Regions from separate parts of the Mus musculus genome. Here all the other regions are linked to region 2. The links are chromatin loops, found by intact Hi-C in ENCODE. Cell type or tissue: left cerebral cortex. All regions are shown on one strand. Links, peaks and the distances in the headings refer to the core of each region. The heading gives the core; the rest is flanking DNA.

What was found. A loop is a pair of places that touch in the nucleus more often than their neighbours do. Peaks named below come from ENCODE experiments on the same cell type or tissue, not always from the same donor. Only the 100,000 strongest peaks of a DNase experiment are listed, where the experiment ranks them.
Region 1: a loop joins it to region 2, with 7 times the contacts of the local background. A loop is called at or near these places in 16 of 42 quality-filtered maps.
Region 3: it touches region 2 in a loop (2.9-fold over the local background); 13 of 42 quality-filtered maps call a loop at or near these places.
Region 4: a loop joins it to region 2, with 2.2 times the contacts of the local background. A loop is called at or near these places in 3 of 42 quality-filtered maps.
Region 5: it touches region 2 in a loop (3-fold over the local background); 11 of 42 quality-filtered maps call a loop at or near these places.

Annotation. Positions count from the first base shown.
Region 1 is chr5:118,734,317-118,740,561 of GRCm38, reverse strand. It overlaps Med13l (mediator complex subunit 13-like), which reads right to left. Exons shown (of 31, transcript NM_172424.4): 15 at 2,027-2,247; 16 at 1,562-1,767. Among named protein-coding and RNA genes, the nearest start is that of Gm42015, 110 kb to the left of the region's middle. In left cerebral cortex, for the core only: a CTCF peak has its summit at 2,908 (motif pointing right); DNase peaks (open chromatin) are centred at 2,659, 2,887, 4,579 and 5,365.
Region 2 is chr5:118,328,113-118,334,357 of GRCm38, reverse strand. No RefSeq gene overlaps it. Among named protein-coding and RNA genes, the nearest start is that of Gm46942, 29 kb to the left of the region's middle. In left cerebral cortex, for the core only: CTCF peaks have their summits at 762 (motif pointing right), 2,420 and 2,624 (motif pointing left); DNase peaks (open chromatin) are centred at 2,269, 2,642 and 2,852; H3K4me3 peaks cover 1,027 bases; H3K27ac peaks cover 1,622 bases.
Region 3 is chr5:118,652,159-118,658,403 of GRCm38, reverse strand. The region is part of intron 2 of Med13l (mediator complex subunit 13-like); the gene reads right to left. Among named protein-coding and RNA genes, the nearest start is that of Med13l, 95 kb to the right of the region's middle. In left cerebral cortex, for the core only: a CTCF peak has its summit at 3,199; DNase peaks (open chromatin) are centred at 1,396, 3,215 and 5,453.
Region 4 is chr5:118,510,485-118,516,729 of GRCm38, reverse strand. No RefSeq gene overlaps it. Among named protein-coding and RNA genes, the nearest start is that of Gm46921, 21 kb to the right of the region's middle. In left cerebral cortex, for the core only: no CTCF peak of the experiment used is centred there; DNase peaks (open chromatin) are centred at 2,189, 2,630, 2,833, 3,357 and 3 more places; H3K4me3 peaks cover 1,044 bases; H3K27ac peaks cover 2,185 bases.
Region 5 is chr5:118,419,392-118,425,636 of GRCm38, reverse strand. No RefSeq gene overlaps it. Among named protein-coding and RNA genes, the nearest start is that of Gm30657, 8.9 kb to the right of the region's middle. In left cerebral cortex, for the core only: no CTCF peak of the experiment used is centred there; DNase peaks (open chromatin) are centred at 711 and 3,283; H3K4me3 peaks cover 429 bases; H3K27ac peaks cover 2,372 bases.

The DNA of each region.
Region 1 (6,245 bases), core at 833-5,832, 410 kb before region 2:
TGGGACAGTCAGCAGAGAGACAGAAGTTGGCGTGGCCTGCAGCAGTCCTGAAGCAAGCATCAGCAAATGTCCCAAGTGTGACAGACAGGTGAGCCAAACGCAGTGGGCACTGGGGAACCCAGTGGGACCCTGACAGTGCAGAGCTGTGCTGCCTGCTCCATAAAGCAGGTCTGGGACCCCAAGGCTAGTTTTAAGTGAAGCAGAGCTAACAACAAACTAGCCACATGGTAGGGGTCAACGCTGACATCAGACCACGACACATCAGACCGTAGGGGAAAAGGTACCTTCCTGTAAGCACAGGCTCTGTAGCAATGCCAGCCTAACCTCTGCTGCAGAGGGCACAGGGCAGGAGTGAGTGATGGGTATAGTGACAGCTCAGAGCATGACGACTACCAGAGCCTGTCCAGAGAGTCTGGGGCTGAGGCTGCACAGCTAGAGCCCAAATGGAGCTTGGCAGCAGCCAGGCCAACCACTTGCAGGGCAGCGGCACAGTCCTCTCCCCTCCCCACCGTGGTCTGCTGCCACTGGCTGCTGGAGCTTTCCCAAAGCTCTGGGGAGAGGGAGCCCACTGTAAGGCGTGGGAGACCCAGGTGCAGCACCCTTCAAGCCCAAGTAGCCATTTTATAAGGCAGAGCTGTCACACGGCATGGTGGTGCTAGCTCCCAAATCCAGGGTCCTCCTGTCATTTTTTTCTACCCAGTTCCTCATTCTGACACTGACTATGTAAATCACTGGCGTCTGTCACAGACATGTGACAAAAATGAGTCCTGAACCAGAAATTTGTTTTACTTGTTCCTAAGGCTTATCTTTGAATTAGTGGTTAACATTTTAAAATAAGACAATATACATATTCAATCTCCCTGCCTGACAACTGTCCCTAAGAAGGGGCATGTGCTGGAGCCCACTCATCTCCACAGTCCCTGCAGTGAAACCGAGCAAAACACCTGCAACCTGCACTTGCTTGCTTATCCATCCACACATGCATGTGGCTCAGATGCACATTTGCATTCGCAAATTATCTGAATAAGAGGTTCTTTCTTTCAAAGAAAGCGGAGTCTGCACTGCTGGTATAAATACTGTTTCTCCGGCAGGTCGAGACAACCAAGTTACCAGCCATGTCTACCTTTACTTTCCCCAACCACACCTCAACCTGTTACTGCTTTACCTAATTGTAAAGTCCCACACTGAAACCATTACCTTACAAATCAAAGCTCCTCCCACTACCCACAAACATCAACAACTTCAATCAAGTGTAGATTCTATGGCAAACACCAGCTTAGAATCACACACAGCTCTCTAATCTTAATTTGTATACAAACATGCAAGTGCGCACAAACACACACACATACATACACACACACACACACACACACACACACACACACACACAGAAGAAACATTTAAAAATAAACACACAGACCCGCACAAGACAACATGGTCAAAAGGAAACTAAGCGAGCAAGTGGTCTCAGAGACTGAGCCACTGTGGCCCCGGGACGAGTCTGAGAAAACAGTGAGGTGCTATCACATATGGTAAGGGGTAGGTAGAGTCCCACACATACTTGTAGCCGTCTCTAATAGAAGAGGCTGCAGGGGGCATGGGCAGCTGTTCCATCTTAGGAGGGACCGCCCATGAGGGCCGGAACAGACAGGCGTCAGGTGTCTTCAGAGGCAGCAGGCAATGGCTCGGCAGCGTCTTCAGTGGAGCAAACATGGAGGATCCCACGAAAGGCTGGAACTGCGGCACTTTGTGCACATAGGAAAAGTCCTGTGACAATGAAATGGGGTTGGCTTAATGCTGGCAAACTAGAGCCAGCCACGGTGGCTCGGTGCTTCATAAAACCCAGGCACAGAACCGACTGTAATTCAATAGTTCTCTCTAATAAGTAAAAAGAAAAATCTGATGCCAAAGCTGTTGATGGAGTGACTTCTACTGACAAGCTCCAGTTTCAATGGTCCTTATGCACTCGTGTGTGTGGCCCACTGAAAAGCACCCCAGCCCTGGGGAAGCCCAAACTGGTTATTACCTTTATCTCCTCTGGCTTGGGGCTTCCTAAGCCATCTTCCACTTCCATCCTAAACTCCGTGAGGTGTGTGGGGACCATGCTGACCACGGGACTCTCCATCATGCCCAGTGCAGTCACTGTCTCTGAACTTACTCCATCTTTATAGTTCATCACAGGAGAAAATGCAGGGTGCTGTTCCAATGACGGAGGGGTGGGGAACATCCTTTGCAAGTCTGCAACTGCTAAAAACAAAATTAAAAGTGCATCTTAACAGCAAGATTCCTCAAAGCTGAGACAAGCAGCCAGGCACAGCAGTGTCCACACAAGGCTAACAGAATGTCAAGACACAGGTCACCCTCAGGCGGCCACACTCCCGAGCCTCCCCCTCTCAAGGGCTGTATGGCATGGTGTAATGCTAATGCAGTGAGCAGAGTCTGCAGAGCATGTCACTTTCTTCCAGTAACTGATCCAGAAAGAGTCAAGAAGAAAGTGAAAGCAATCCAACTACATTATATATTATCAAAGTCTATCTTCATCTGCAAATGTTTATGAAAGAGTAGAGAAAACAGAATTGATTTAGAGCAAGGCTGGGGTTGGTGTGACTGAGTCATAGTCCTGCTGTCTGGGGAATGACTTCATGCTGTCTCTCTAGACTCTACAGGTGCTGTCAACAGGACAGGGTACACAGTGGCCAGAAAACAGTTTACAGTCAGAGTCTAGCAAGTTGGTGCACATTCCTGCCTTCTGTTCCCAGCAAGGAAGGAGGAGGGCTTAGAGAACCCTGTCCTCACAGAGTCGGTATATCCAATAACAAACAGTTCATGAACTGGTGAGAGGCTGAGTCTCAAAGCAGGCTGTGCCTAATACAATGCAAGTGGAGGTTACAGAGCATGGCCACTAGGTGGTGCCCTGTGTTTGGAACTAGGAGTTTATGATTGTTATTATTACTTTTGATGTCCTCCCCATTTCCATAGCTAATGCCTTTCTTAAAGCCCCAACATTTAACTAAGCACCTAGCCCTTAAGCAGGAATTAATATGAAACAATGAACTTGATTATGCAGATTGTGACCTGGCTGCTGCCTCTGGCTGCATACTCTCCAGGGTCCACATCCTCCAGGCAGAGCTCAGCTGTGGCTGGGAAAGATCCTTCCTCAGTGCCTCATCCACCAACTAGCAGCAAGTCTCCCTTAGATATATAACAGGCTTGCTTGCTTTCCACCAGGACAAGAAAGCTTCCAAGAGCTCACTACAGGGAGGGAGCAAATGGACACCTGGAACGGGGGTCACAGGCAGGGGTGAGCGACCTTTCAGAGCCTTTGCCTCTGATTGCTGGCTAGTAGTAGGATTTACAACTTGAAAATGCCTGCAACTAAGAAGGCCAGGCAAGGTAACTATTGGAAACTCTATACACAAATTATTGACTCTAAAGCAAGAGAAAGGTCTCCAATCAAATCAATGTATTTTATTTCAAACACAGGGTAAGATTACTGTAGGGTACAGGCTGACTGGAGAAATGTGCACTATACCTCTAACATTTCCCCAAGCTCAAGAGCAGCAGCTCTACTCTGTTAACATGGAATTAAAGCAGAATTCTGAGAGTCAGAACAGTGTGCTTCAAACTATGGCAAACCAAATCAAGGCTTTAGAGAAGGAGTCTCTATCTGGGGAGATGAGGGCAGAGTGGACAGGAAGGGCTGGAAAGAAAAATTCAACAGGGAACAGTGAAACGACGTGTGTGTTTCCAGAATGGACTAACTTAATGGTGGCAAAGCCTTTAATCCCAGCAACTCTGCAGTCTCAGGAGGCAGAAGTTGGCAGATCTCTGAGTTCAAGGCCATTCTAATCTACACAGCAAGTTCCAGGGCAGTCAGGGCTACACAGTGAGACCTTTCCAAACAACAAAAAAATTACAAAAGCTGGAGAGATGCCTCAGCAGTTAAGAGCACTGGCTGCTCTTGTGGAGGACCCAGGTTCAGTTTCCAGCACCCACATGTATGGCAGCTCACAACTGTCTGTACTCCAACTTCAAGGGATCCAAGGCTTCCAAGGGTACCTGTACTGTGAGCAAGTACACAGACACACCCACACACCCACATCCATTCTCTCTCTCTCTCTCTCTCATACACTCACACAATTAAAAATAATAAAAATAAAATCATATTAAAAGTTAAGACACATAAATAAATAGCTTTGTTTTAAATTTCCTGTAAGAATCATGGTAAGTTTATTTCTGCTGAGGCCACTTGTCTCACTAATGCTATAAAAAGTTACAGCCTCGTGTTTTCAAAGCCTCCGGCACCCTGCTCACTTCCACAAAGACAAGATAGAATTTCCGTTGCCACAGGCTCACTTTAAAGTGCTCTCCACATTCTTACCATCAAATACTGCTAAGGGAGGCCTACTGTCAACGCCACCCACACTGTAGTAAATAGCCTCACCCTGCACACTTACAGAGAAGGCAGGGCTCAGGTGAGCACCTGGCAGCACATGGTGCCCACCTCTCAACTAGGAGTGCAATGCCATGAGAACAGTGCTCAGACACACGCTCTAAGAGCAGGCCCGGGCAACTGTGCACGGGGAGAAAACAGCGAGTCTGGATTCAGATGCCAGGCAGCCATGGAGCCTGGCCAGCACTTTGCTGCTCCTAGAAAAGGACATGGGCAACTCCATGCAGGACTCAAGGGCTGAGCCCTGCTACTCCTTCCTCTCGGCCTTTTCCCGCTCTCCGCCCACCTCAAACCACTGGCTTCTTTCTCAGGATCCTCCTGCCTCAGAGGATAGAGCAGAAGCCCAAGCACAGAATTAAACACTCCGAATGGTCCAACTAACATTTTGTTTTGTTTTGTTTTCCCTTAAGATTCATTCTTAGAAAAAGAAAAGATATAATTTTAAAGAAATTCATAGGCAAATGGTCTGCTCACTGTATTGATCCTTCATTGTTACATACACAAATTAGTAATATGGAATCTTTTCCTTTTACCTGTATGCACTAGCTACAAGTGGCTACTGGGAATTCAGAACACAACAGAACTGGAACAAACTGACACAAGCTGTACACACAACACACACAACTCTAGAGCGCCCCGGAAGTGCTCTATGACTTCTTGTCCTTGGCTACATTAGAAATGACATGTGATGCATTCATTAACAAAACTCCTTCCATGGGGTGTCCTAAGTAGATGTACAAGTGTTGCCCCAGTTTGCAGTGTCTTGGATTCCGTTGGGCGGTGCCCTGGCAGATGTTATATTCATAGCTCACCACAGTCAGGAAGGCAGAGCAGAGACGAAACAGGGTGTGCTGCTTGCACTGCTACAGTTGAGGAGGGAGCACTGGCTCAGCACTGTGTCTGTGTCTACGTCTGCATCTGTGTGTCTGTCTGAGTCTGTGCCTGTGCCTGTCTGTGTCGGTGTGTGTCTCTGTGTGTGTATGTGTCTGTGTCTGGCTCTGGCCCTCCTCTCCCCTCCCATTACAAATTCACTTAGGTCTTGCCTTGGATGGTGCTGGCTCTTTACCTCAGTGCTTATTTTAACTCATTACTGCAGCCTGTACTTTTAAGCATCAGATGCTGAGTCCACTCTAAAGCAATCGCCTTTTAAATAAAAATGAAAGACTAGTGCACAGTCTAAGGACCACCCTGCAGGATGGCTACAGTGAGTGGCCAGCCGTGGCTATGTCTTCATATACTGTGATGTCTCCTGCTGTATGCACTCATGAAGAAACAGAAAGGACTGTCTTATTAGTACACGTGTAAGTCCTCATCTGACCAGCCCTGTAAGTCCATGTTTCTTTCATGTTAATTAAAAACCCCTACAGTGACTGGCTGGCTATCACTATCCGTTTCCTCCCATGGCATGCTTGAGTAAGAAGCTGTGGATCCACTTACACTGTCACGATCCAATCTCTGCACGTCCCACTTCTACATCTGAGCCAGTCAGACTATATTTACGGAGTCATAAAACGTTCTGACTCGTCCTGTGACACAGCGGTTTTCCCCTCAATTTGTTCTCAATAACAGCTGAAGAGAATGAACAGGAACCACAGGGTGATGTGCAACGGCCTGTGTCTCCCTCAGGGTCTGCAGGGCCACCCTGACTTTCCTCTCACTGCGGGTCTGTTTCCTTCAGGTAAAGACTACACTACTGACCACCCCCCCCCCCGGCCCCCGCGCCCCCGTGTGCATTAGCGGCCTCAATAAGAAACCTTAAACTGCATGACAAGTCCTGACAAACACTCATTAT
Region 2 (6,245 bases), core at 483-5,482:
GACTCTCATGGTTTGAATATGCTTGGGCCAGGAAGCAGCACTATTAGAAGGTATGACCCTGTTAGAATGGGTGTGGCCTTGTGAAGTGGGTGTGCCCTGTTGGAGGAGGCGTGGCCTTGTTGGAGTGGGTTTGGCCTTGTTGGAGTAGGTGTGTCATAGAGGGCATGGGCTTTAAGATCCTCATCCTTCCTGCCTAGAAGCCAGTCTTCTCCTAGCAACCTTCAGACAAAGATGTAGAACTCTTAGCTCCTCCTGCACCATGCCTGCGTGGATGCTACCATGCCCCTGCCTTGATGATAATGGACTGAACCTCTGAACCTGTAAGCCAGCCCCAATTAAATGTTGTCCTTATAAGACTTGCCTTGGTCATGGTGTCTGTTCACAACAGTAAAACACTCCCTAAGACACAGACCTTTGAATCAGTAGTTCCTTGTGTCCACCACATACTGCTCTTGGGCAAATGAGGAAACTGAGGCCTGGAAACTGAGGTCATGCAGCTGAGTTGTGGCCCCTACAGTCCCTACAACCTCTATCCCAGCTAGGAGCCCAATTTATAGCTGCTTCCTTCTTTATGTGGTGCCAACTAAACTTCTGGCTTGGCTCTCCTGGTGAGAAAACATGATTCTCTATATTTGTAAGGCTGGTGGGCAACAGACACATATCCACATGAGGTAAAGGTGTGTTTCCACAAATCTTGGTGCTCTGAGTCACCAAGCTGGCCTTTACTTTAGACTTATTTTCGTGTTTGCCTGCATGTATGGTGTGTGCACATGTGTGCAGTGCCCACAGAGGGCAGAAGAGGGTGACAGTTCCCTAAAATTGAAGCCGTATATTGTTGTAAGGTGTCATGTGGGTGTGGGATCTGAATTCGGGTCCTCTGGAAGACTAGAGAGTGCTCTTAATCTCTGAGATATCACACACACACACACACACACACACACACACACACACACACTGCCATGACTTTTTTTTAAGCTAGTATCTTATTATGTAGACCAAGCTGGCCTTGAACTCACCATCCTCTTCCTCAGCTTCCCATGTGCTAGGATTACAAGTGTCTGCCACTAGGCCCAGCCAAGCTACCCTGCATGTATATCCAGCCACTGCTGGCATAAGGCATGGTAACCCTACAGTCCATGTTTGCTTATAGAGGCAGAGCACTGCAGCTCAGGTGCCTAGCATGGAAGGAGCCCGGGATTTGTTGTTGGCACCGGGATGGGTGGTATACATCTGTTCCCAAAGAGGAACCAAGCAGGCAAGCAAACAGACAAACAAAAACTAACCGTGGTGTCGCACACCTTTAATCTCAGCACTGCAGTTTAGAGGCGGAGGCAGGAGGATCTCTGAGTGCCAGACCAGACAGGGCTACATAGTTTTCTCAAAAGGAAACAAAAAACAAAAACGAAAAACAACAAAACCCTTCAAAATAATAATTTAAATGCATGAATGCATAAATTGGCACTTTGTCAAGGTCAAATGGGCACTAAGCACTTCGCTGTCTAGCAGAAGCTCTGGGCTTCTTCACCAGTGTGTACAACAGACACTAAGCCACTGTCTCTAGGTAACAGGGACTTTCTACTCTGTCATCTTGCAGGACACTGTCATATATGCCTGTATTAGATGAGCAAAGGTGTTTTTGTGTAAGTTACCTTCCCTTCAATGCTTCCAGCCCTGTGGTGGCCTATGTGGACAACCTGTTGGCTCTCAACAACAGAAGATAGACTTGCTTACCTCCTCCGGAGGTACCCAAGACCCTGCTATAAGTAATCTGTGAGCATCACTCCTGGCGTGGCAGGGTTTACCGTTCACCAGTTATCTACACAGGAAACTGACATTCACAGACATTAAATGCCCATCGCAGGTCACATGGCTCAACGACAACTTGATTTACAGCCCCCACCCCTAGCCCCCACCCTGTCTGGCTGCCCCGGAGCCTATGATGAAGTGATTCCAATAGCGGAAAGTCATGTCACCTCTGTGCCCCAAATAACCAGGCCTGGGCTTGAGACCAAGCATCTCCCTCCGCAGCCACAGTGACCGCAGCAGCTCCCTCAGACGGCCACCTTCACCTCTTTTATTTTATTGTTTTCCCTCGTTTTATTGCCTTGGCACAAGGCCGACGGCAGAGGGTAGGCAGAGATCAGAGTCCGCCTCTCCTCTGGAAATGACTTCGGAGTTCAGCCCGCCCTCCTCCCAGTGTTTGGAACCTAACGTTCTGGAAAGTGGATCGCAGGACGGATCGCTGCCGCCACCGCCGCCGCTGCTGCTGCTGCTGCCGCCGGCGGCTTCCGCCACCGGATCTCACTTAAGGGCACAAAAGCTGGGAAATTTCAGAGCCAGTCTGGCCCAGAGGGTGGAGAAGAGGACCTGAGCTCTTGAGCCAGCCTTCAAAAGAGTCTCCCTGGCTGCAGGGAATACGGAGACCACCCGCCGGCCAGCCTGCTCCACTGCAAACAGGAAACCCCAGAGTTTATAGATGACCCCGTTACAAGGCAAATGTTTTGGAACAAATTGTTCATTTAAGTCCTTGTTTTCCACTAGCTTCTCATACTGGATTCCCCCCCCCTCCCCTTTTCCTCCAGCCCACTGTCCTTGTTAAACCAGGGCCGTGGCGCCACCTGCTGCCCATCCTGTGATGACAGTAGCGTCTCCAGTGGGATTCCGGGGCCCTGGGTCCCTCTCCCCACCTCTCAGATGGATGGGACGATAGTCCCCCTCATCCTGGCCCCCGGATTTGTGGTTAAGATCATGAGCCAAGTCGCTGGAGAAGTGCTCTGTGGCTAGGTGACCTGAGACTCCCTGTCCCCATTATTCATCCTCAGGGACAGCAGGGCTCCCACGTGCAGAAAAGACAAACCAGATGGTATCACCAGGCAAAGCCCGGGCTTGGTTTCCCCGCAGGCAGCCACACCAGCATCAGCTAACCACGTGACTCCGCGGCCTCCATTTCTTTCGGATTCCACAGTAGCCCCTAAGGCAGGTGGGATGGAAGGTCGCGCGTGGGCCTGGCGGGCAGTACACGCTCTTTCTGCATGTCCACTTGCCCAGTCTAGACCTCGTGGAAGTGATATATTTATCGCCACAGAATGAACAGGAGCCCCAAGTGTCTGGAGATGTACGTCAGCTGATAGAGCACTTACCCAACATGCATGAAGTCCTGGGTTCGATTCCCGAATGTCATATAAACAGGGCATAGCGGAAACATACCTATCTTCCTAGCACTGGGAGGTAGAGGCAGGAGGATCAGAAGTTCAACTTTACATAGCTTGATGTCAGTCTGGTCTCAAAGAAGGAAGATACAAAGAATAGAAGCCACAAGAGTTCTGGGCCTGCAGCCTGACATCAGCTCCCCCCCCCCCCCGCCCCTCCCGCTCCCCAAACCTCGGGCAAATTGTCTTCCCCCCCCCCCAAGCCTCAGTTTCCCACGGTGTGTAAAGAGGCAGTAATAGTCACTAGATCTCAAGAGGTTGAACCGCGGGGCTTAGAGACAATCTGTGCTTGTCATTCTTCCTGAAGGGGAAAGAGCAATTAGCAAATGGTTTGAGGAGGGGCCAGTGAAGGAGCAAGTTCACATCCAGGAGTGGGTTAGTGAGAATTCAGTCACCAACTGGGCCTTCTCTGCCTCACCCAGATACTTTGTTTTACTCCTTGTGGAGGAGCTCTGACTGGCACCTCGGTTTATCTATCTGTCCGATGGGCACAGCGTCTGTCCATTCGACCTGCTTCTTAGAAACGTAACAGGAATCTATCCAGTGATTTATATGAAACTGTTTAGGGATTTTTTTTTTTAAAGAATAAAAGAAAGGAAGATGGAAGGGCAGGAGAGAGGAAGGGAGGAAATATTTTTCTTCATTTAGGGTATCTCCATGTTCCTGATTGCTTTGCTGTCATGCTCCAGAGGAACTGAGGACTACCTGAGACAAGCTGGATTCCTCTTGACACAAACTAGGAATCATAGCCCACACCAGCATCAGTACCAGGGACATCTGACAACGCAAAGGCTGAAGCAGTTAAACTCTTTGCTCCCAGTGAAAGTTCCGAGCGCATCCATGACATAGGTCCCCGAGCTAATGCGGGGGACATAAGAGAGTGCAAAGAGGAGGTCAAGTTATTGAGGAAGGGGTCATTACAGGAGAGAAGAGGGCCAAATGGTATCAGGACACTGCTCTAGGCCCAACTCAGAAACTGTGGGGAGGAGTTTGTCTTGGTCCTGGGAGTCCTGGGGAGCCACAGAGGACTGGTAATCAAAGGAGGAGCCTACCCAGAAAAAGAATCCAGACAGCAGCTCGAGGGGTAGAGCTTAACGAGGGCCACAGGGCAATTTAGGGTGACCCAGTACATCTGTTGGTCCTAGATCACATGCTTTCTTGGATCATGGGATCTTCAGGTTTCAACTCCCAAGGTCCTGGAGTAGGATAACCGTTGAGAATGTCACCCTTTTAGAATTATGCCACACAGGTATTCTGGCTAGTGTCCTCTCTTCTATCTCCCCCTCCCCCTTTATCTGCTCTTAAAAATAATCCGTCTTTCACCTCATTCCGTGCCACTTGGGTCTTGTTCTCTGATAGACAGGATAACAGATTACCAAACCAGGGCTGGGTCGCATGCTAGCCTCTTTGTGGTAATATTTGTGCAGCTGAATACAGTGTTTTAATCGGATGGAGTTATTCTAAAGATAAAAATTCTAGCCCCATCCAAGATGAGAGAATTTTTGGGGAGGGTGCAGGTTAGAGGCACAACTATTCGCTCTCAGCATCTCTCCATCTTACCCTGTACAGAAGAGTCTCTGTCTTCCTGGCTCTCAGCTCGCCCACCCCACCCCAACCACACAAGCCTGCAGGATCCTGCTCTGTTTAAATATTCTGTAAATAATGCTGACTGCGGAACTTTGAAGACCGACTTTGCAGAAGCCCCACCTTAGAATTGCAGAATGTCAGAGCAGAGGCAGATGTTTCCCTTGCCTAGCCAGGGTCAGAAAAATACAAGGAACCAGGGCTGCCCCTTTCTCTGCTATGGGGCCACAGCAGACATTACTAATCAATCACCGCACTGTCTCTCTGAGCTGCTTTAGAGCCTTAGAATCCTTCCAGGTGGCCCAAGCAGGAGCCGCCAGTGCTTGAATCTAGAAATCACTGCTATGCTAACGTTTTATTGAGTACATTTGCTATGTTCCTTCATCCATGTTTCTTTTTGTTGTTTTAACTACAGTGGTCAGGCATTCAGTACCATTCAGGCTAGACCATCCTTGTTGGAAGGCAACTGTCTTGGGCATTGTTGAGCAGCACCCTGGGTTTGTATGGACTAGATACCACTGTGAGCCTTTCCCTAAAAATTGTGACAAGCCTGCGACACCTCTGGCTACTTGCCAAGTGTCCGCTGGGTGGGGAGAAGATGGGAGCAAGTTTGCTCCCACTTTGTGACGTCTACCTTTTTTGTAGAGGAGAATTCTCAAGGGTTTGTTTTTAATTATAGCTAACGAAGGTGAGGTAGAGGAGAACAGAGATGAGTTAGGATGCGCACAGCCCTTTCCCTCCTACATCTGGGAAACCCCTTGTCTGTGGCGGCAAAATTGGAGTGTAGAACAGTGACCCCCAAGAATTTAAAAAAATCCGAAGTAAACTGCCCCTACCCTTGTCTTGGGTGCCCAGAGGTGAGACACACACACACACACACACACACAGACACACACACACACACCTGGCTCTTTCCCAGTCTGGAAATGGCTGAGCATGGACCCAGCCCCAGGGACCCCTGGCTCTAGCCAGTGGCACAAAGGCTGTTAGAGGCAGGGGCGGTACCACCACTAATAATCCACCCCATCTCCCCAGCGCTGACAAGCTTCTCCCCACCGGATCGGAGGCCTGTGAAAACCTGGCTTCGCCTCCGGAGATTTGGGGGTTGAAATCCTGACAGTTTAGACATACAGCCCCTGGGCAATGTCTCCTTTCGGGGGGGTGGGGGCGGCTTATGTCTGTGCCAAGAATTTCTAACAAAGGAGGAAGAGATTAATTAATTTTAAAAACCCATAAAAATGGCTCACGAATCCAACTCGTACGAAACTGTCCATTTTTTCTCCTTGGTAGCGATCAAAACGTCCAGAGTTCCTACACACATATTTTACAGACGCTTCATAAATCCTCCCGCGGCGAGGTTTCCTATAAGTAAGGTCCCCGGGGACATCATTGCGGCTTCTTCTCATGTACTCAAGAGAAAATTGGACGGAACACTTAGGGAAGGCGGCAGAG
Region 3 (6,245 bases), core at 793-5,792, 320 kb before region 2:
GAAGCACTCTTACTTTTAGGCAGACCGCCCCAAATTCTTCCTAGGAACATTTAACTATATATATGCAATAAAGATCAGGTGATGCACTCAGTATAGTGCATTTACCATACTGTCTCTATATTCAAGGAGTCCTGACTGTGTTCGCCCTGTAGAACAGTGTTTTATAATTACATAACAGCTATAAACATAAGGCATTAACTCCAAATTAGTGGCGGTTAAGTCTCTAAAGTCTGAGCACAGGAAGATGTTTTTAAGTAATAGTGAATGTAACTGGGGTTCTTACGTCATCACAGAGCACAGTACATTTTCATGAACATTTTACTTCCTGAGCAAAGTTCAGCCCAGGTAGGCAAGGTATGACAATCGCTTGAAGTCAGAAGACAACCAAGGGGAATGTCAGTAAACATAACGGAGAGCTGCCTTCAAGCAACTGTGTTAGAGAACAGTGCTCTCCTTCCAGACTCATCAAGGAGAGCTTAAGCCATTAAGCCCAAACCCCTTTGAACACATACGGAATTTAAATAATAGTCTGAATAGGAGAATCTCAACTCCAGATGTTGTTAACACTCTTCCACACCCTGCGCAGCCTGTGTCACGTGAAAGGCAGCAAAGCCAGGGATACAACGGCAGCAGCATCGCTGAGGATTGGTCACTTCTATGCAGCAACAAAACCCATTTCCTTAGGAGGGAGACACAAAGAATCTTCACTTTATGATAAGGAAATTAAGGCAGTAAATTGTATGGCCATCAGGGCCATAGGTTATCAGATGCTCTAGAATCATGAACTGATCCGTTTGAGGACCTGATGTTAACGGAATTATAAGCCTTTGAATGTTCCAATCAGAAACTGAGTCTACGAAAGCCAAGAAAAGATTCTCAGGAACCCAAATTGCAGTAAAATCCCAAGGGGAAGGACTTGAGGATCTATTGGTAACCCCTAATCATACTACTAAGTGCACTGGAGATGAAGTGACAAGCCCGCACTCAGTAGGGCTACTCTGCCTTCACTGGGGTCAGGGGACTTCAGCTGTGGACAACTCACAGAGGCTTTCTTGTGCACATAAAAACTGACCTTTAAATAGTAAAAACTTGAAGAATGCTGGATACCAAACTCTGAAGGTAGCAGGAATGCAAACAGACTATTATTTAAATTCTGTATGTGTTCAAAGACAGAGCAGTCTGACTGATGCACCAAGCAAACGTTCTCAAACACTGCAACTCTCTAGCTTCCTTACAGCCTAGACGCGGAAACACTGCTTCTTGGGAGCTGATGCAGTCAGCGCACAGCAGACAGTGGGTGGTGAAGTCTGCTAGGAACAGGAGGACCCAAGAATCTTCTGGGTGGTCCCTGGGTTCCCACCCCAAGCTCTGGTCCAGGAGAAGCAGACAGAGCTGGAAACTGCTTGCATCCACTTCTGGGGATTTATGGCTCAGTGCAGTGGGTGGTGAGCAGAGCCACTGACTTCCTACAAACACTGTGTGTGGACACCAAGTTAGCTCTGGGGAAGCTCACTTAATGTGAAGTATGACTTGCTAAGCTGTAAATCCTCAGAAATCATCTGCCAGACTGTGACCCGCGCGACGACGGTGGAGCACTGGGGAGCAGTACCTGTTCTACCCTGTTTACTAAACCAACTCTGAACCAGGACGGAGAGGTTTTGACATGAACCAAATCTCTGATCTAGGATGCTTCTTTCGGATTTAAAGGGAAAAGGAAATATTAAAACCAGACTCAATAATGTGTGTAAAGTTATCATGAAGTATTATTTTGAAAAATATTTCTCAACTGATATCACTCTCCTTCAGAACAGGAAACATGGCGGTCATTTGTTTATTTCATGCGGTACCGGGAAAGAGTAGAAAGCCGGGTGGGCATGCTCTGCCATCTGCTGAACAGACATCTTAACCCTGGCAGCTCTCGCTGGCAGAGAGGATAGCTATGGTTAATGTACATACATTTTTGAGTGTTTTATTGATGGTTTTGTCTTTTGCTTTTGAGACTGGGTCTCTCTATGTAGTCCTGGAGCTCACAATGTAAACCAAACTAGCTTGACCTCAAACTCACTGAGCTCCTCTGCCTCTGCCTCCAGAATGCTGGGAGTACGTACACCACGCCTGGCAAAACAATACTTTACAATTCGATTGGAAATGAAGTATGCCTCAACAGGAAATCTTGCATACCACAAGCAAAGCTGCCTGTTTCCAAACATGCTGCTCTCTCATTTCCTTCCTTGATTTGTCCTGGAGCACTGACCACAGGCTGGCTCACCGTCCAGCTTAGATGAGAGCTCACTGCAAACCAGAGTTTCCCCGCTTTGTTTCAAAGCTGCATGCCCAATGCCCAGAACATTACTCAAGGAAGCGAGCATCTGAGAAATATCTAAGCCCTTCTTTTGGCATGGGGCTGGCATTGCTATTTCTGATACAGGTGACTTTTAGTACTCCAGCTAGAGTGACACTGTCACTGGCAGGAATGTGACACTACAGCAGGTAGAACCCAAACTGCTTTGTCCCTCTGAAATGCCACTCTTGGCAATATTAATTAGAGGAGCTTCCTGGATAAGGGCATGTCTTGAGGTGAACGGCAAACCAACCTACTCAGTTCTCACCTGCTGGTAAAAGGAATGCAGAAAACGGATGATCACAAGAAGCAGTCCAGAACAAACCCTCAGAGCAACTGTCTTCCCACACTGGGGCAGTCAGACGTGCCTGTGATTCCTTGCTGTCCAGCAGGAGCAGTAGCTGCCGTGGCACAGTTGTCACAGTGCAATCCCGTCACCTCACACACTGCTCTGCTACTCTACCACAGCTCCGTTTACAGAAGAGCAATGCCTGCTGTCCTGTTTGCTTCCCTTGTCTGCTAATTGTTTTCCTGTTTGTTTACTGTGTTGTTTTAAATGTGTCCTCTACCCATCCGAACATAATAACCATGAGAACAGACAGACAATAGGGCTGATCAAAACAAATACATATCCATTGAATTGAATTTAATAGAGATCAAGATGTCAATAAAATTAATCTTCAACTCACAACCTTATTTCTATACAATTCAATTAACATGCTAAGTATCCATACAGGAGCCTAATATGAGGGCAATTAAATAAACCCCAATTAATTTGCTACCATTCTGTATTCAAACCATTATGGAGGCTGGAGGCCAGCTGTGATCACACACATGAAAGGAATGCAGGCAAGCAGCAAACATTAGGTGGCGGCAGCACACTGTATTATGTGCCTCCTTCTTCACTTGTAGAAATCTGACCTATATAAACAGGATACACAAAGAGCTTTACATGTAAAAAATATGAATGGTCTAATACGGAAAATATATAAATAAAGTTATCCCTTAGTAACCAGGTTTTCCACATTATTTCTATAAAAAGGAAAACAGAACAGAACAACCCGATTGACCAGTGCCAGTGAGTGTGGCAATTTTCTGTACCATCTCACTCTCCATCTAAGCAGCCAGCTTCACCTTCACGATGGAAGACCATGCCTGCTTCTCAGCATCCTAGACACACAGCTTTGCGGGCCACATGCACTCACCAGCATCATCCTGCCTGCTGGCCTGCTTCACTAGCAGCCTGGCCAGTCGGTCGGTTGGTCGATCGGTCGGGCTCGGTATGGTGGCTAAGGTCTCCCAATTCCTCCACTTGGAGCCCGCCCATCACTTGCAGCTCAGCACAGCTCACTGAACTGTCTCCTGACACCCAGCCCACCCCTCTTCTGTTCTCTCGAAGTTAGACAGAGTAGCTCTATGGCTGTCGTCCTCTCATCCTGAAGCACACTGAGAATTGTGTGTCTACCTTGCAGGGGACTCTCCTGAAAGTAGAAGGTCTGGAAAGTTCAGAATGGCAGTCACACCCCTGTGCTTGGCTCTCCACACCACCCTCTAGCATACGACATACTTTATGCCCGTGGCTGACTTCTTTATCAAACTCCCCTACTAGAGCTTAAAATCCACAAATCAGGTTCAGATTTTCGCTTGGCTTCATCCCCAGGGCCTGGTAAACAGTGGCACTCAAACACTTCTGAGCAAATGTTCCCTCTTATCAAACAAGTACATCTAGAAATAGGGCTGTAGCTGCTTGGGGCTGGCCAGACATGTGGCTACAGATGTTCAAGGTACCTGAGCTTCAGAGCGAGACCCTACTTCAAAGGGAAAACAACCAAAACCTCCTACTATTATTGCCACTTGTTTTTTAAGGTCAAGCTTGCACAATTCATATATCCGTGTACATAAAAAACAAAATGACACTTTTAAAGCAATGATTATTTAAATCAAGTCTGTCATCTTGTTCATCACATGCTGGAATATTCTGGGTTGTTTGTTTGTTTGTTTTGTTTTGATTTTTAAGTAAAACCTCTCTTTACTGTGTCTTTATTGGAAGTATGAACATCCAAACTGTTTATTCTTCACACATACAAATGGGCCTTTCCCTGCCTGCTAACATATTAGCTCATTTGGTGGCAGGCTTTGCCAGTGGGTTCCGACTACTTCAGAACTCTACTTTAGAATGAACAGGTCTGTTCTTGGCCAGATAAGTCTAAGATCAGCACTAATGGCTAAACTCTGGACATAAGTGGCTAATACCAAACCACTAACTACGGCTTGCCCACACTTAGTCTGTCCTCTGTCCTGTTTGCGGCTGGTAGAGTAAGCACTTAACAAGAGGTGACAGTGGTGACATTCTCAGCATACAGGACCTCTCTAACGCCCACAGCCCCACTAGGTTACAATTACCACAAGCTCCCTAGAGGATGGCAGAGAAAGCATCTCCTGAGTACATCAAGGGACAGCTGGCTCTGGGGCCATACACTTGAGTGTCTGCTTTCTCAGACTGTGCAACAGAACACACTTCAAAGAGAATCTTGCAAAAAAAGGTTGGAGAAGGGCTTGGGGTGTGCTTCTTTGCTTGCTTGTTTGGGGGTGGGAGGGTCCTCACATACCCAGGCTGGTCTCAAATTCCGTACACTACTGAAGATGACGCTTCTTAATCCTACCTCTACCTCCAGAGTGCTAGCTGATTATAGGCATGCATCACCATACTTGGTTCTGTGAAGCTAACTGTAGAGCTTAGGACGCTGTCCAAGCCTGGAGAAAGTTCATTTGGGGTTGGTTTGGGTTTTTTTTTTTTTTTTTTTTTTTTTTTGGTTTTTTTCTTTTTTTTTGGTTTTTTTTTTGAGACAGGGTTTCTCTGTATAGCCCTGGCTGTCCTGGAACTCACTTTGTAGACCAGGCTGGCCTCGAACTCAGAAATCCGCCTGCCTCTGCCTCCCAAGTGCTGGGATTAAAGGCGTGTGCCACCACACCCGGCTTGGTTTGGTTTTTGGAGAAAGACTAAAGACAGATTTAATGGATGCTGCGTTCCTCCCCGCTGGGTGTCAGAGTGAGTAAGGCAAGTGTTACTCAGCCACATCAATGCACACTGAAAATAAAGCCACCGTGCTTCCCTTTGGGAACACAACGCACGAACAGACTCTGCAACTGTCTGCTGGTCACAAGGCTAAGTGAAAGGAACCGATCAGCAGAGCAGGGGACGCGGGCCTGCTGCTTTCCTGGGCATCTCTGTGGACAGGTGTGGGTGGGTCACAGTCCAGGGCCACTGTAGTCACCAACTGGAAACTGTGACGCAACACAGAAGCAATGCTCTAAGTCAACCCACTTAGGTGTTCAGTATGTCCTCAGAGCTGCTGATGCTAATGGACTTACACCTACTCCTTGGGACAGATTCACCGGCATGATTCTCTGGGACACATTTCCTCTAAAACACTTCAACCAAACTGTGTATTAAGTGACTTTGTGGCTTGCATTAGATTTATAAACATCATTACACACAGGGGAAAGGGCTGGGGGGCAGGGGAAAGAAGATGAAAACAAACCACAGGGCAGACAGCCCAATAACAAACCAGTACACTCTTTGGTTTATAGTCTATCTTGAGGGTTGGTCACAAATGGTTTGTAAAAGTTACAAATACTAAACTATGTGCCTATACAAAGACTATTTTCAAACAAGAAAATAAAGAGTAACTTTTATCTCTATAAAAGCAGGTTATTGGTTGGCTTTCAGAGACCACACACATATACCTCCTTTCAAATCCCAATTGCTCAGCCAATGCTGCACAAGTTAATAGAAGCCAGGTGACTGCATAGGGCAGCAGAGCCCACACAACACAGGGGTTTCTTTGCCCACTCTCTCGGGTTCTAAGCGCCTGACTGATGATTTTGGTGGCCCACTGCCACA
Region 4 (6,245 bases), core at 589-5,588, 180 kb before region 2:
CCCATCCCACATGGGAGTTAGCGGAATGCTTCTGAGACCATCTGCCATCCCTGGAATGCAGAGTTGCTTAAGATTCTGTCCAGTCCCCCCTTCCTGGCTGCCCATCGTGGCAAGTTGCTGCGAGTGGTTAGGGCTGTTTATGGGGATCTGAGAAGCTAAATGCCCAGCGTGGGTTGAACTGTGGCTGTGGCTTTTTAGAACTGACTTTTTCTCGATAAAGCAAAGGCCCAGAGGGTGATTAGGTGGCTCCGCAGATATAGCACTTGCCCCACAAGCAAAAGGACCCAAGTTCAATCCCCAGCATCCACGGAAAGAAAGCTGGGCATTGCTGTAATCCCAGCACTGAGAAGGCCAGACAGAATGATCTCTGAGACTTCCTGGTCATCCATCAGAGAGCTCCTGGTTCAGTGAGGAGAGAGGCAGTTTCCAAAACTATGGCAGAACTGAATGCTAGTGCGTGCCTTTGATCCCAGATTCCAGCACTCAGGAGGCAGAGAGAGGCAGATGGACCCAGGCCAGCCAGATTTACATAGTGAGATCCTATGTAACCCTGTTACTACATAGCCTTACATATATATCTACAGAGTATTACCCTGTGTTATCCACATACACACACACACTAGTGCACACACACGCAAACACGTATGATGACGGCGCACATTAATAATAATAAAGCAAAGGCCTGGATCATATCTCTCTCTCTCTCTCCTCTCTCTCTTTCTCCCCTTAGGTGCCTTCAGAAACAACCAACTGCTGTGCAAATCTGTCTCATTGTTCCTCCCGAAGCTGTTGGCGACAGAAAGCCTTAAAAGTCAGCCTGAGCTTGCATGAAGCCACCTAGAAGTACTGATTTCCAAGCCAGCAGTGAGGACCTTGTGGTGGTTCCTTCTTCCTGGGTGTCTTTGCTCAGAACATTGCCTCAATGACCCTTTCACTAACCTCCCCCTCCCCATAGAAGGGGCATGTCTCTTCCACTCAGTTAAAAGTCCACGCCCCCCCCCCCCCCCAATGAGCCCAGGTCATATTTCAAACGCCTTGACAAACCGCTCGGTACCAGGAGCCAGTAGAAGGGGGGCCTTTAACACCGTATTTATTTTGACTGGTTAAACAGGCTATGGCTGTAAAGGAAACAGCTCTCAGAAAAGGAGACCGCCTGGCCGACTCGGGGCTCACTCTTTCTACCCACACACACACTGTTTAAAGCATTCCAGAAAGCCTGCCAACTTTCCTGGCACGGCTCTTATTTCTTTACATGCATGTTGCATTCCATCTGGTTAATGCGCCATTCTTGGATTCTGGCGAGGGCCTAGCAAGGTGGCATGGTGTGCTCAGGCTTGTTCTATGCAAAGCAGGGTACCAGCCAGAGGGAGCTTTGGCGGGATGGGGGGAGTTCTACCTTCCTTAGGCACAGGGGTGCCTGGAGTCCCAAAGACAAGAGGGCAACTGCCTACCCAGCTCTCTCCAGATGTGGCTGAAGCCCTTCCTTTGTTTTTTTGTTTTGTTTTGTTTTTTGTTTGTTTGTTTGTTTGTTTTTCTTTTAGTGGTGTTAGGGATCAAAGCCAGGACTCTGCACATAACACTATACACTACAGTGCTCTATATACATTGAGCCCTGCCCCCAGCCGAATTTCAGGTTCAGTAAAGTCACAAGTGAGCCATCCCTTGCACTTCACTCTACCCAGAGAGTTTAGGGAGATGCAGCTGCTCTGCCTCCTCTGGTACACAGCCAAGAATATACAAGGAGGGTGCGTGAGGCTAATGTTAGGAAGCCACATTACTGTTTACAAATGTGAGTTTGGTCCAGAGGCATCCCAAGGACCGGGATGCGAACACCTAGGTCTGATGGTTTCAGACACTTAAGAGAAAGGTTCGTCTCTGTATTCATTTAGTTCTCCAGAACCACTGAGGACGTGCTGTGATTTGGATCCAACACCATAATGCATGTGGAAGACAGGAAAGCCAGGTTTTAGATACTCTCAGAACATCTGGCGAATTCAGCTTTTAAAAGGGGGCAGGGGGAGCGAGGGGAGAGAAGACAGACCCCTTCGGAAGCCGTTGTCAGGTACTGGGTATCCAAAAAACATTCTCCGGGTTGACTCAAGTGTTCTCGCCTCCCTCCTCCCCAGTGGAATAGGAATAGAACCCATGAGACTGGTGAGTTAGGAATTCAGAGGAGAAAATTGGCTCTTGGCACCGCGAGCAAAAACATGGAGGTCTCTGCCTGGACGACGCGTCAAACGCACGTCTCTCAGAGTCCCGCCTGCGGTGCGAATAGAATGCTCCTGTTCTGAAGTGGAATTACTCACCTGGATCCGGCGCGAGTGACACGGCACCGAGAGGTTTAAAAAAAAAAAAAAAATCCCGGTTCCTAATGAGAAACAGCCGCGTGCGGAATAAAATTAGTGTGAGTTGTGTAATCCCAGCTGGCCAGTTGCGAGAACAGGGAGGAGGCAGGAGGCGAGGGAACAGGCTCTGGAGCCCATCCTGACCCTCTGGGTTGGAATTTCTGAGTCTCTTTGCCTTGAGTCAGAATAGGAAACCGAACCCTGACCGCGCGCTTCTTTTTATAGAATCGAACTTTCTTGCCAGCTTCCTCCGGAGCGCGAGATCGTCCCTCTTCGTCTCTAAACAATACGCCAATCATCAGATGTGAGGAGAGGGAGGAGGGGCGTAGTGTTCTGGGAGCATCAGACAGAACCCAGGCCCAGGGCCCAAGACAAACACCGAGCCCCAAGTTTGGCTTCCGTACCAGACCTGGTAAATACAACATGTTTTTACAGGTTGAGAAATTGTCTGGCTCGTCTCTGAAATTTTCTCTCTTTCTCCCACTTCTTCTGACTTGGATCTCAGCGTTCTGTCAGCGTTCTGCCTCGGTGTTGGCCAAGTTCACGTTTGCCAGTTGCCGAGTGGATAATAGATGGTTTGTAAGATTCGTAATCTGTTGGGGAGACGGAAACTCAGACAGCCAGGCAGTCGTTGCCTGTGTGATAAAAATGACTCTCATGAGTTTTTACTTGGCCCGGCTGGCCAGGCTTGTACTGAAGGACAGTGGGAACCAAATGACTTAATGCCCAGTCAATCACTGCCTCAGCCACTCTGACCGGGCAGCCCACCGGACACGCCCCCCCCCCCCGCGCGCCCCCCATAATCAGTTTAGAGTCAATTCTTGCTTGTAAGGGAGGCTGGAGTCTGCTGGCCCAAAGTGTGAAGTCGCTGGTTTAAAATAAAAGGAAAAAAAAAGAGAAAGAATTCTCATTAAAAATGGATTTTTGTTGTTAAGTGTTTTGAGGCCAGGAACAGCGAAGTTGGAGGAGATCCGTTGCCAGAAGCTAACAGCTTTTCCAACTTTGGGTTCCCAGTTCCACTCTGGCTTCTCATAATTGGGTCTCAACGGTGCCAGGACATGTCATAAACTACCAAATTTGTACAACAATATATTGACACAAGTGACTCTGTGTAGCCTGAACTTAAAGGTAGTGGGGGTGGGGTTATGGACTGTCCCTACTGGCATGGCTCCCTAGGGTCACCTGGGATAATTACCATTCCTGGAGTGGTGACCACTGTCAGTCAGACCAGTTTGCTGACCTGCTTGGATCTCACAGAGTTAAATTGCTAAGAAAGCCATCTTGCCTTCTAGACCTGCTTCCCTGTGGTCTCCCCTACCAGCTTACCTCAGAAGAGGGCTAAAGGGTCAACTCTAGCAGGAACATTCCAGCAGAACAATCCAGCTGGCACCAGAGCCCCATCCTGGGGGTGGGGGCTTCTCACCTCCAGTTATTTCTCCCTCACAGGGGTCAGGGGAAATCTTCTATGAGTTCTCCAGCAGAGAAGGGGTCCCTCCTGCTAAAGATTGAATGTGTGTGTGTGTATCCATGTGTGTATATTTTGGTTGGTATATGTCTCTCGGTGTGTGTCTCTTTCTAGGTGTATTTATTTGTGTGTGTCTATTGTGTGTGTCTCTGTATATATGTGTGTCTCTATGTGTGTACTGTGTATTTCTATGTGTGTCTGTGTATGTGTCTGTTTATGTATGCGCATGTGTATCTTTATGTATTTCTCCCTCTGCATGTGTGTCTCTGTGTGTATATCTGTGTATATGTATATTGTGTGTATATCTGTGTATGTGTGTCTCTATGTGTTCAGTGTGTGCATGTGTGTACTGTGTATATATCTCTGTGTATGTGTCTTTCTGTATGTATTTCTGTGTGTATATTGTGTGTATATCTGTGTGTCTTTGTGTAAGTGTCTCTGTATACAGTGTATGCATGTGTATACTGTATATATATATCTGTGTATGTGTATGTGCATGTATATGCATGTGTATGTCTCTCTGTATGTATGTATCTGTGTGTGTCTGTGTGTATATTTATGTGTGTATATTGTGTGGTGTGTGTGTGTGTGTGTGTGTGTGTGTGTGTGTACTTCCCCTGCCATTCCTCAGGTGCCATCTATCTTGTTTGGAGATCAGATCTCTCACTGGCTTTGAACTTGCCTAAAAAGCCAGACTGTGCAGCTGGTGAGCCCCAGGAATCTCCCTGATTCCACCTCCCGAGTACCATGGTTACAAGGGTACCCACCACTCCTGGCTTTTTATGTGGTTGCTGAGTATTGAACTCTGGTCCTTATGCTTGCCCTGTGAGCAGTTTACCTCCTGGGTTACCACCTCTAGCCTGCCTCTGAGCCTTTGTTTATTCTGTTCCCTCTGGAGAAACCTTCTTCTGTGCTACTTCCTGTGACTCACTAAGAGCTCAGTTTCCAGGCTGATGTTTCATGGAAGCCTTCCCTGACCCCCACCCCCACCCCACCCCACCCCAGGGGGACTGGATTCCATGTCAGCATTTATCAAAGTTGTCACTTAAAACTTCTGTTTCCTATCAGGTGAGACAGGCACTTTCTCACACTGCATAATGCATGCATGGGTCCTGTGGGGCTCATGTTCAAAATTTCAGGTTCAGATTCAGCAGGTCTGGGATGGAGCCTGGGGCTCTATTTCTAACCACCTCATAGATGCTGCAGATACCAATGGGTAAGTCCCATAGCAATGGCTGCACTCTCTCCATTGGAGTTGTACAGAAGGAGAAAGCCCAGCAGGGAAAAGAGAAAAATTGAGTCACTGTCTTTTCAGCTTTCCTGGGGACACTGCTGCCTCTAAAGAAGCCTCAGTGGGGAGGCCTTGGGGTGGGGGACAAGGCTATTTACTGAACCTTTAGACCTTGGGGTTGCCCAGTTCACTTGGTGGCAGATTGTTCTGTGAAAGTGATGTTATCCAAGTTTCTGTGATTAGAGCAGCCCAGGTCCCTCAGTTGCAACACCCACAAAATGTCTCCAGGCCTTGTCCAAATCCCCTGGGGTGCAGCCTCACACCCTGTTGAGAGTTCCTGCCCTAGAGCATTAGAATGCCTACTCCCAGAGGAGTTACAGGGTTAAGGATTTAGGAGGCCATGGAGGTATCTATAGCCAGGGTTGGGGCTGTCACTCAGTGAGCAGAGCACTTATTTAGCATGCAGGGGACTCTGGGTTCTACTCCCAGCACTGAATAAAAATGGGCGTGATGCAAGCCTAGCACTTGGGAGGTGGAGGCAAGAGGATCAGGAGTTCAAGGACAGGCTTGGCTACATAATGAGTTCAGGGCTAGCCTGGGTTGCATTAGAGGCTGTTTTGTTTTTAAAAACACATTGCTGCTGACCGGTTGTCTGCCCAGTGTATCCCTGTATATAAGGCGGAGCCACAGAATGTTTGTTGATTGAGCGAGTGAGTAGGAAAAACTAAGAATTACGTTTGGCTGATGAGTAAGTCAAATTCTGCCATCCCCCCTCCCCGACCCCCAATCCTTGCATAGCCCCATCCTCTGGCTCACTCTGCTCCACTCCCCCACAAACCCAGCAACACTTAGTGGGCCGGTTGTTCATAAGGCGTCTTTTTTTTTTTTTTTCTTTTAAATGCAGCATTTTCTAGAGCAAGTATCCCTTTGGGGGGGGGGAATAAAAGCGACTTTCACTTGAGATTTTTTTTTTTTCTTAAATGTCTCTAATGACTAAAACATCTTACAATATCCAGAGGATTACACTTGTTTAAAGAAAGAAAAAAAAAGTCGGGGGGGGGGGGGGTGGAGGCGGAGAGAGAAACCTCCCACTTTTAGCAGAGAGAGTATTTGGAGATTGTATACCCACACATATTTTACAGGCAAGATCATAAAATAACAAAATTAAATTTTCAGATTTTTTTTTAAAAATCTCGGCCTTGTA
Region 5 (6,245 bases), core at 535-5,534, 91 kb before region 2:
CATAGTAGGTGCTTAGTGCACTTTGGGTGAATGAGTGGAAACCTTGGGAAAGATGGGTGGCAGGGAGCTGGTTTCTGGCAGTGAGGACTCATGGCTAAGCTGGAGGTCCAGTGGAGAAGTGCTGACCTCATTGCTCTGGTTCCCAGCCCGAGGCTCATCCAGAGGCCACGGTGCACAGAGGGAACTGTGTGTACGAGTATTTTCACAGCTTCTCAGACTTCTGAACCAGCAGCCTTCCCAGGAAAACACAACACCCGGGGCTTGCTCCCAGCTCCTCCCGAGGAAAGCAGGGCCAGTGCCCCAAAGAGCAGGCCCTTTGTTTACAATAATAAAGCAAGGTCCATGGCAACCTGTTGTGACATCATGGGAGTGTGAGGTCACAGATCCTTCCAGGGGAAGAACAGGACTCAACAGACACAATGGATTCGGAACTTCCCTAGCCCCACCAGGGTGAGAATGTATAAATGTGTGTAAATATATAAACCAGCTGGTTTCTCTTGTTTTCTTTGCCTCCCTCTTGTTCATTCCTCATTTGTGGAAAAAAATAAAAAAAACAATATTTAAATAAATAAAAGTAAAAAAGAAAAACAACAACAACAAAAACCTCCGAGTGGAAAGCTTTGTCCCAGGAATTTCCTGTTGGCAGTTGTCCAGGGAACTGGGCATACCAACAGTCATGTGGAGAAAAGGGCCAGGCCTGGACCAGAGAGAATGCTTGATCTGCTGGCTTCAGCTTCAGGGCTGGGCTTCCCCATCCTGGGGATGCTGGCATGGAGAATTCCCCCATCCCACTCCCTGCCCCTCCCTTTCGCCTCCCCCTACGACTGGACAGTACATTCTGTTCTTTCCCCCCATTCTGTCTCCTCCTCCTCCCCCTCCATCTCTCTCCATTTCCTTCCAGCTTTCATTTTATCTCCTACTGTCTCTACTGTCTTTGTGTCCCCAACCCCAACCCCTCCAAGGCCCTGCCTCAGTATCCTTCTAACTTTAAGGTCTCTCTCTCTCTCTCTCTCTCTCTCTCTCTCTCTCTCTCCCATCCTGGGCTCATGTTACTGAAACATAGGAACATTTCAGACTCAGGGCATGTCTGTGCAGGAGAGGCTGTGTGACTCCGAGTTGCATGGCCAGGGGTCTGAGTTTCCTGGGTAGGCTCCTAAGTAGCAGATGCACATCATGCAGTCAGGAAACACATGGAGCCTGTGACCCAGGCACCAGGGAGGTGGTCACGACTAGCCACCATCTCCCAAGGCCTGCAAACCCTCTACCGATATGATCTTCCTGGCCACCAAGCCTTGCCACAGAAAGGCAGGGAAGGATCCCACCCCTGAATCCTCCCTCCAACTGTCAGGCTCTACACCAACATTTCCATTTCAGGTAAACTGGGCTATCTCAGTCTCCAACTCAGTCTGTTCTGAACAGCCATCCCCTGTGTGCTCCATGCTTGGCAGTGTTGCTGACCCCTGCCCATTAGATTTTTAGTAGGAAAGTAGCCCTGTTGTGACAACCCAATGTATCTCCAGATATGCCTGAAGGGTCCCCTGGGGGAGGGCAGCCTCCTGGAGTGGGGAGGGGGAAACACCTTTGCTCTTCCTCATCCAAGGCACTTTGATTTCCCCAATCCCCATAGCTTCCCAGTACTATGTGTGTTGTTGTGGCTGGTGGTGTCACAGCAGTGTGGTCCCAGGGTTTTCTGGGCACAGGGTGCGTGATAGTGTATGCCAGGTTGATCCCTAGAACCATCTCTGGAGCTGCTATGTGGCGAAGCCAAGGGGCTGCCCTTCATCATTCCGAGGAAGCTGTGGTCTTCGGCTCCTACATCCCTCGCTCTCTCCCCTGTCCTCTCTGCCTGAATCCACCTCATCCTCCTTCCCACTAGGCCACCTCCTCATATCAGGAGAAGAAACCTTCCAAGAGGCTGGCAAGGTGGTTCGGAGAGTAAGGAGACCTGAGTTCAATCCCTAGGGCCACGCGGTGGAGGATGAGACTGAATACATACAGGTTGACTTCTGATCTCTTTGTAGTTCAGAAATCCCATCTCTGGTGAATTGGCTTTGTAGTGAGGAGAACATGGCCTCTCTTGACAGTAGGGCTTGAGGGAAGCTGGGAGTTCCTATGAGAAGAGCCAGAAGCTGAAGTAGATGGGCCGAAAGAAGCCCTTGGGGACTCCCCAGTCAGTTCTGTATTGTGCCTGGTGGGCCCCATTTCTCATTGCTCATGTTCAGTTTAGTCCAATAGGGTCAGGCCATCATCCTTTCCTACGGCCGGCCGGCCAAAATTGGCTGGTGAGCATGCCCGGGGCCTCCTGATGGTTTAACGATCACATTTGGAGCAAAGGGAGTTTGGTGATCTGGGAGCATGGGGGACCTAAAGCCCTGAAAGACAGAGCAGAGGACCTGCTGTCCCCAACTGCCTCCCACCTTCCAAGCCTCTGACCGTGCTGATCTCAGTCAAAAGACTTCAGACTTCACAAGGGACACCCCCCCCCCGGGGGGGGGTTGGCACTTGTCTTTTGCAGAGCATGTTTCCAGAGCTCTCAGCTTGCCCTGAGTGGCATGGCAGATAATGAGAACATAGCCACAAGAACCTGGGGGAGCAATCGAGCCTGTGGCTCTCACCTCCCTCTGAGGACATCCACTCTGCTTCTGGTCCAGGGATACAGAACAGTCCTGGGAGCTTCCAGGCCCGGAGGAAGATATCTGGGCATCCTAGTACCACTCAGCTCCATTCTGCCCTTGACCCACAGAAAAAGTGAACCATGCTGGGGAGGACTGGAGGAAGATTGGCCATGGGATCTTCCCTAATGAAGTCCAGATGGGTGAGCACGTGTGTACACGTGCGCACGTGTGCTAATCCTCGTGTGCCCCACCACGGGCGGCGCATGACATCTTCACCCTACCAGCTCAGCTCTGAGGTCCGTAGGCATGTGCTCACGTGTGCACACGGCAGGCATGCACAGCCGCTTGGCATGAACCACGTTGGGGGTGCCACTTGGAGCAGGAACGATTTAATGTTCCAAATTGGGGCAGCAGTGGGGTGTGGTACCACGAAGAGGGTTGGTCAGAGCCAAGTCAGAACTCTTTATAACATTCGAGGTATCCTGCTTATTCTCCAAGGGTAAAGAGACCCCCGCAGGGTCTGGGATTCTGGAAAATCCACAAGTAACCACCTTCCAGCCAACCACCTTTCCTGACACTTCCCACCGGCATGCCCAGATGGTGCCTGAGATATAATCGCCACGTAACTCCTCCCCTCCCACCCCCCAACACACGCCAAGGCTGCAAGCCATGGAATACATTTCAAGCCACGCTGTAAACTGTGCTTTTGGATGTCATTGAGCCCTCCCGTGCCAATGACATCACAGTTTCCATGGCAACTAATATAATTAACATGAGGGAAGGTGCAAGGAGAAGGGAAGGCAGAGAAGGAGACGGGTAGAGTCCAGCCTGGAACAGAGAAAAGAACACGGGGTGCAGGGAGGGCAGAAGGACCCATAAATTCTTCTGCCACTTGTTAGACCGGCCCCCTGGACGTCACCCCCCCCCCCCGCCTCGTGGCAGGGTGGGGGTTGTGGAGGGTGAGCTCTTTGGCAAGCTCTGTCTCCTACAAAAATACAGAAAGGGCTTTGTCCCCTCTCCAGTTGCGGAGCTGACCCAGAGGAGCAAGCCTGCCTCAGGTGGGGCGAGAGCTCCTCTACGCTCCTTGGCTCTTGCAGGGTCTGGTGAAGCCAGGGCCTGGTGGGGCTTTCCTAGAGCCCAGCTGGGGATATGCATACTCCTATGGGAACACAGGTGACTGTGAAGTTGAAATGCTTGAACAAGAAAACCAGTGTTAGATTTTTCTTGCCCCTCTGCTAGAGGAGAGGTTGCAAGGGTAGAGGGCAGGTATGAGGAGAGGGGGGCATGAGTGGGATGAGGGTGCATGATGTGAAATATACGGAGGATCAATAGAAAGGTTTTGGTGTTGGTTTGTTTGGTTTTTTTTTTTTTGTTTGTTTGTTTTTTTGTTTTGTTTTGTTTTGGTTTTTGGTTTTTGGTTTTTAGAGACAGGGTTTCTCTGTATAGCCCTGGCTATCCTGGAACTCACTTTATAGACCAGGCTGGCCTTGAACTCAGAATTCCACCTGCCTCTGCCTCCCAAGTGCTAGGATTAAAGGCATGCACCACCACTGCCTGGCAGAAAGCTGAAAGAAAGAAAGAAAGAAAGAAAGAAAGAAAGAAAGAAAGAAAGAAAGAAAGAAAGAAAGAAAGAGAGAAAGGGAGAAAGAGAGAGAGGGAGAAAGAAAGAAAGAGAGAGAGAGAGAGAGAGAGAGAGGAAGAGAGAAAGAGAGAAAGAGAGAAAGAAAGAGGGAGGGGAGGGGGAGGGGAAGGGGGAGGGGAGGAGGAGGGAGAGGGGGAGAGGGAGGGAAAGCCAGCACTTCAGGTCACAATAATGACCCTTTACCCTTAGCTTGGTGCTAGCTTCCTGTGAGCCACGTTGGTTAAGCTCAGCTCTGGGACTGTTATTATTATGATGATGATGATGATGATGATGATGATGATGATGATGATGAAGATGAAGAATGTATGTGCATTGGTGTTTTGCCTGCATGTGTGTGTATTTGAGTGAGATTCTCTGATTCCTTGGAACTGAAGTTACAGACAGTTGTGAGCTGTCACATGGCTGCTGGAAATTGGACTTGGGTCCTCTGAAAGAACAGCCAGTGATCTCCTGAGCCATCTCTCCAGCCCCAGGACCTGTTTTGGTTTTTGTTGTTGTTGTTGTTTTGTTCTTTTAAGGCCCTGAAAGGACCATGTCTTAAAGGTTGGTGTTATTAGGAGATAGTGGAACCCCATGGGAGGTCTTCAAGTCAGGATCATGGTACTCCAGGCCTTTGCTCCCCTCTTCTGCTCCCTGTCATAGGCAAGCAGTTTCTTCCCCACTGCCTACTCTCATAGTGTGTGTAGATTAGAACCCTTAACTCCAACCTTTTCTATTCACAAGACAACTAATTTGGTGTTTTTGTTTGTTTGTTTACATAGCAACAGAAAGCTGACTAACTGGCACTTGGCATTTCATTCCCAGTCTTCTTCTTCTTCTTCTTCTTCTTCTTCTTCTTCTTCTTCTTCTTCTTCTTCTTCTTCTTCTTCTTCCTCCTCCTCATCCTCCTCCTCCTCCTCCTCCTCCTCCTCCTCTTCTTCTTCTCCTTCTCCTTCTCCTCCTCCTCCTCCTCCTCCTCTTCCTACTCCTCCCCTTCTTTCTCCTCCTCCTTCCTCCTCCTCCTCCTTCTCTTTCTCTGCCCCCTCTTCCTCCTCCCCTCCTCCTTCTCTTCCCCCTCCTTCTCCCCCTCTCCTCCTCCTCCTCTTCCTCCTCCTCCTCTTTCTCTTTCTTGTTCCTCATCTTTATTTAAAAAGAAAGAAAAGAAGATTTATTTGTTTTTATTTTGTGTGCACAAGTGTTTTGCCTGAAGGCATATAAATGTGCTTCATGTATGCCTGTTCTCAGAAGAAAAGTATCAGACACCCTAGAGGTACAAATGGCTGTGAGCTGGGAGAAAACACGGGTCTTCTGCAAGGGCATCCAGGGCTCTTAACCCCTGAGCCACCTCTCCAGGCCCCTTTTCTTTTTTCTGTTTGCTTATTTTGAGGTAGGATCTCACTATGTAATCTTGACTGGCCTGAATCATGTTATGTAGACCAGGCTAGCCTTGAACTCAGAGGTTCTGCCTCCCAAAAGTGCTGGGATTAAGGGCATGTGCTATCCTGCCCTCCCCAACTACTCACCTTTTTTCTTTTATCAGTGATGGGGTTTCTTAAAGCCGAGGCTGGCCTCAAAGTCACTCTATAGCTGAGGATGGCCTTGAAGTCTTGATCCTCCTGCCTCCACCTCTCAAGTGTGTGGATAACCTGCATATGCAACTGTGCCCAGCAGTGATTCTGGCCCATAAACCTGAGGCCAGGACTTGACAGAACACGTCTTCAGAGCATACACATCCGAATGGGACCACGGCTTCATTTCCACAATGAACTTACTGCATAGCGGAGACTTAATTGGGGATGCCAGAGTTTACACTGCTGGAGTGACTGACTGGGTGTGTCATGGGACTTCAAAGAAGATGTCTCTGTGACGAAGAGATAGTCAGAGAGGCAATGGCAGATCTGGGCTGAGGAACAGGGTGGGGTGTTAAAGTGGATGGTCCTCCCCTCCTGCCTTTTCTCCTCCCTCTTCTTCTCCCTCATCGTCCCCTTCCCTTTTCTCTTCCATTCCCC